2 separate regions of the Homo sapiens genome follow, and region 1 is linked to region 2. A link is a contact called in ENCODE Hi-C or POLR2A ChIA-PET data. All regions are on one chromosome and are shown on one strand. The core of a region is the stretch at or near the end of the contact, and the rest is flanking DNA. Distances in the headings are between cores, read along the strand shown.

Region 1 (2,700 bases), core at 67-2,566, 340 kb before region 2:
GGGCTGGGGAAGGCAAACCCACTCATAATCTGGGTGGACACCATCTAATCAGCTACCACTGAATATAAAGCAGGCAGAATAACGTGAAAAGACTAGACTGGCCTAGCCTCCCAGCCTGTATCTCTCTCCCGTGCTGGATGCTTCCTGCCCTTGAACATTGGACTCCCAAGTTCTTCAGTTTTGGGACTCAGACTGGCTCTTCTTGCTCCTCAGCCTGCAGACGGCGTATTGTGAAACCTTGTGACCTATTGTAGAACCTTGTGATCATGTGAGTTAATACTTAATAAAATTCCCTTTATATATCTCTCTCCTATTAGTTCTGTCCCTCTACAGAACCTGACTAATACAAGGCCTAAACTAATGTGTGTGTTTGTACCATAGTTTTTACCAAAAACTTTAAAAAGTAAAAAATTAAAAATAGAAAAAAGCTTATGAAATAAAGATATAAAGAAAGAAAATATTTTTGTATAGCTGTACAATGTGTATATGTTATGTTTTATGCTAAATGTTATTACAAAAGAATCAAAAAGTTAAAAAATTTTAAAGCTTGTAAAGTAAAAATTTAATAGTAAGCTATGGTTAACTTACTGAATAAAGAAAAGTATTTTTAATAAATTTAGTGTAGCCTAAGTGCACAGTGTTTATAATGTCTACAGTAGTGTACAGTAATGTCCCAGGCCTTCACATTCACTCACTACTCACTTACTGACTCACCCAGAGAAACTTTGAGTCCTGCAAGTTCCATTTATTGTAAGTACCCTATACAGGTGCACCATTTTTGAATCTTTTATACCATATTTTTACTGCACTTCTTCTATGTTTAGATATGTGTAGATACCCAAATACCATTGTGTTACAGACACCTAAAGTATTCAGTACAGTAACATGCTGCACAGGTATGTAGCCTAGGAGCAATAGGCTATACCATATAGCCTAAGTGTGGAGTAGGTTTATGTACACCACACCACACTACACCATCTGGGTTTATGTACATATGGTACACTCTGTGATGTTCACGCAATGATGAAATGGCCTAATGATGCATTTCTCTGAACATATCCCTGTTAAGGGACACATAACTGAATGTATAAGCTTGTACATATCATGTATAACTCATGTTTAGATAAAACAGGTTGGGGAGGAGAAAGAGAGAGAGAGAAAGAGAGAGAGAGAGAATACTGTAAATATTTAAAGTTTGTGCTTACCTGCCCCCAACTTGACTCTGAGCTTCTTAGACGTAGAAGCTTTGCCTCCCAAGTTTCTAACACAGTGTCTGACACATCATAAATGTTCAGTAAGTGTTTTCTGAATGTATTTTTCTATTGACTGGATGTTCACAAGTCCTTTCAAAATAAATGTGGGTTTTTTTAAGTGGTGTCAACAGATATACCTGCATGTTGTCTCAATTTTGTTCATGTATACAGATCTCTCTACTTCTTTTAATAAATAATAATTAATTGGTAGGGCAGAAAATATCTTAACCTCCACATTCCTAAGGTTTGTTTTATGAATTTTGACTTCTGACTTCTTTTTTGGCCAAAATGATTTCTCACATTTATATATAGTGTTAAAAAGTTCTATGTACAAATAAAGAACTAAGATTTAAGTATTTCTTCCTTATTTTTAGGTTTAAAAAGAATTATGTGTTTGAATGGTGCAATTTACCTGCTTTATGTTTTGGCTAATTATTTTCAGTGGAATCTATCATTTAAATTTTATTTATTATCTAAGACTTTAAAAGTGATTATAAAAAATTTGAAAAATAAATAAAATCACAATGGACCAATATAAAGATCCTGTAACTCTGGGACCAGCCCAAACTGGGCCCATGTTGTTAATAACAAAATGTTGAGTTACCTTGTAGTAACAGAGCCAAAAACTGCAAGTCATGAAGCCCAGGCATGCACAACAGGAAAAGCTTTGACCTCTAACAATACCCAAAACAAATGATTTCTCTCCTCAAAGCCAACAAGACTGGAACATGACTGGAACCATAATACCAGAACTCTTTCTGAAGCAAGGGGTCTGTTGACCCAGAAGATCTAGAGCTAAAATTCACTTCAATATACCTTACCATAACTGGTCAAATTTGAACCCCTGCAATCAGATTCTACAAATCTACATTCCTAAATCTTTTCTCTTGCTCTCCAAGCCCATACACTTGCTCCAGACCCCAGATTGAGGAAACAGATTTGAGCTCACTCCTGACTCCTTGTTGACTCATTTTGCAATAAAGTCTTTCTTTTCTCAAAAGCTAGTGCTATAGTTATTGGTTTCTGTGTACATCAGGTAGTGAACCCATTTGCTTGATAACAATTCTGAAAACAAGGAAAGATATGAGTGTATTTATGAAAATAAATACAATTATTTTCATAAAATACTATATCATGAATTAATATTCAATAAAATTACAAAAATTATGGATTCTGGAAGTACAGAAAGAAACCTGAATCAAAAACAATGAAATACTGAGACAAAAGAGAACTAGAAAAATTTTAAAGCTATAATGAAGGAAATAATGTCATATAAATATCTTCTACATTACTACAAGTAGAAATTAAAATAGCAACACCACTGTAGACAAAAAAAATCACTTGTAAGGTTAGAAATGCTTGAGAAATTATCCAACAATATGAAGTAAATGAATCCAAAGGAGGAAAATGATAGATATAAAAAGACTTTGTTTCTAAAGAAATGATC
Region 2 (2,959 bases), core at 451-2,950:
GCTGCTGTTCAGAAAGCCCATCACCCTTTGTGTACTTTAGAAAGTCTTTATGAATGTTTTTCATTATGCATAGATGGTATTGCAGCCCCAGGCATCTGAACGTCTCAACAAATGCACACAAGGAAAAAAGTTGTTGAAAATGAAAAGTGAAGACCCAAGCTACCAGAAACTGTAGCATCAGGTATGCTGTGTGCTTCCTCTATATCTGGTACTACACCAGCTCTGGGAGGGGTGGTGAAAAGGTGCTTATTAAAGCCACAAATGAGCATGAGAAGTTTTGAAAAATTCCTGTTTGCAAGACTTCATTGCTTGGTATCATGAGATTTTATTCATCCCGTCTTTTTTATTATCTACCATGCAATAATAGTAGACAGTCTTCTATAGTAGTTAGGACTTGTGTGGTTACAAGTGACAGAGACCTAATTCTAATTCATTTAGGCAAAAGGAGTGGGAAGGGTATTAAGAGATAATGTGACTGCCGTGAACACTAGCAAGGTTCTGTTTGATTCTTCTTGTTTCTGTGGTTCCACTTAATCTCTTCATTAGCTTCATTCTTCACTCCAGCTAGAGATGAGCCTTCTCTGTGCAGTGAAAAACAAGGGCGCCAATAGCACCTAAATTTACCAGTACATCCACATAGATCTGGTCCCTAGGAAGACACTATCTTAACATTGTCTCTGGTTCCAAGTCAAAACGTCTCAAAAAATAACTCACTGAAGCAGGTTGCATCAACTCCTGTGGCAGCTACAAAGATGGGATTGGGTAAGGGAAACTTCTGGAAGGAGAGGAGGGAGGTACTTGGTAAACAATATAAGAGATGCCTGCTAAAACTTCCCTTATCTACCTTTTCATGCCAACTCAACTTAGCTATCAATCAACAATTCCACTCATTTAATAAGCACCTATTTGCTTATTGAGTGTCTGTTACATGCCAGGTGCTGTGCTAGATTTCAGGGATGCAAAGGGGAACATGACGCTTTTTAAGTTATGTTCCTCTTAGAATGCTAGGCATTCAGAGAGACAGAGGAATATCAAATATTATGGGTTTAGGATGTCTAGGAACTCACCATATAACTGGAGAAAGGAGACTATGTATTTGGAGAATAATAAGTGTTAAACTGTGTGCCATGGGTGATGAGGGTAAGAGAAACTTCAAGGTAACTGAGGTCAGCAAGGCCTGGAGCATTCAGGAGAGGAGAAGCGTCTTGGAGAGATACTTCTGTGAGGTCTTTAAAGGGTGAGGAAGCTTTGTTTATGACTACATGTGTTTAAAGTGCAGTATTTTCACAACATCACACTAAGTGAGGCCCTCTGCATCTGGAGGCGTTCTGGAATGCAGCCGTCAGCCAGTGGCCCTGTTCCTTTCTCAGAGACAGGACTACCACCCACAGCTCTTCTGATAGCCTTGTTTTCAATTGCCATGGCCTGTTGGATCAAAGCCTCTGAGTTTGATGCAAGTTCAAAATAATTTCCTTCAAGGATTAACTCATCTTTTTGGGCCTGAGGAGCTACAACAAGCAACATCTGGTATAGCCTGCAGAGGGATTTTTTTTTTCACCCAAGGAGTTTCAAGTTTCAACATGTGAGCCATCCTGCTGAATAACATCATTGACGGGAAATGACACGCAGAGACCTTATCTTGTAATGAGAGCTCTGTGTAACACCCCACAGTCATGTTTTGCATCGACTATAATAGATGGTGCAAACTGTAACAGGTTCCTTCTCACTTTGTTTCCTGCCAAAGTGACTGAGTTCCACACTGATGGGGTTGAAATCCCCTTGTGGGTTTCCTCTGGGGCCATTCCATAGCCCATCCTAGTGCCGTTAATAACACCCTCCCTGTGTTCGTCAGGCCCACCTTTTAATGCCGTCATAGGGAGTCTCTTGGTCAGTTCCTATTATCTGATCCCATTAGTCACTTCCCTGTCTGCCTAGGTCTCCTGGAAAATTCCTGGGACTATCTCCTTGCTTTTGGTAAATCCTGGCTTCATTCCTCCACGCTGTGTTTTCTGTATTCCCAGCTCTCCCCTTTGCATCCCTTGGGCTAGTCCCACCACCCCTGGAATTCTCTCTGAGGTCAAGATTTTGCAATGTTTTTAAAGGTGAAACAGTGTAATAGCTACAGTTGAGTGTTATGTGTCAGGGATGTATTATTTATAGGGGTGCTATTATCATCACCCATGACTTACCAGTGAGAAAAATGAGGCTCAGAGTTTGATTGAATTGCCCAGGTACAAGACATAAACCCACATCTTTCTCACACTTAAGACTGTGCTCTTTTTAAGGGATAAAATAGGGACCTAAAGAATGGTCATGGGAGTCCCGAGTTCCAAGCAGAGGAGGGAGAAGGAAAGAGAAATGAGGAAAACTCCAAGAGTGGCAGCTCTGAATTCAAAGGAGGAGAATTTTGAGACATAGTCAACTGCGTCTAAAGCTGGAACAGGTTTGAGAATATAGACACCATTGGCATGAAGATGCCTATTGGCAAATCTTTTCAACAAAGATTTCAGTAATGGGTCTGGAAGAGGTTATTAGGAAGAGGGTAAAACGATATAGATGGCAAACAAAAGCAAAGAGCAGCCACATAGATGGTGGAATAAAGCAGGTGAGTTGTTTTGTATCCACTAAATGGAAAACTCTGGGGCAGGTCCCAGAAACTGTGTTTTAACAAACCCTCCAGGTGATTCTGATGCACACTAAAGTTAGCAAACCGCTACAGCAGAACCGTGTTTCTCAGCCTTGGCTGCACACTGAAATCACCTGAAATAATAATGCTTCCATCTGACTTCCTGAAATTCTGATTTAATTGCTCCAGGCAACAGGGTTTTAAAAAAAAACTCTCCAGGTGATTCTCATGTGCAGCCAGAGTTGAAAACTGCTGCTGTACAGGGAGAAGACAGTTGAGGGTATGCAGTCGAGAGGGAGGTGGAAGGGCTATAACAGCATCTGCCATGCACAG

The links. Hi-C counts contacts between places; a loop is a spot of excess contacts on that map. ChIA-PET counts read pairs that join two places held with the same protein, here RNA polymerase II (POLR2A).
Region 1: a map of psoas muscle shows a loop between it and region 2 (6-fold over the local background). The contact joins the promoter of LINC02456 here to the enhancer-like site in region 2. A Hi-C loop is called at or near these places in 1 of 168 maps with a recorded cell type or tissue (psoas muscle). POLR2A ChIA-PET finds 5 or more read pairs at or near these places in 1 of 52 experiments (BJ).

The regions. Positions count from the first base shown.
Region 1 is chr12:102,278,190-102,280,889 of GRCh38, reverse strand. It overlaps LINC02456 (long intergenic non-protein coding RNA 2456), which reads right to left and starts at 1,316. Exons shown (of 13, transcript XR_007063427.1): 1 at 1,206-1,316.
Region 2 is chr12:101,935,057-101,938,015 of GRCh38, reverse strand. It overlaps the pseudogene RPL9P24. Among named protein-coding and RNA genes, the nearest start is that of DRAM1-AS1, 28 kb to the left of the region's middle. RefSeq lists an enhancer at 1,451-1,710. Within about 2 kb of position 1,700, at least 16 of the 41 ENCODE cell types and tissues checked have a DNase peak (open chromatin) inside an H3K27ac peak, as active enhancers do; they include psoas muscle, where a contact is called at or near this core.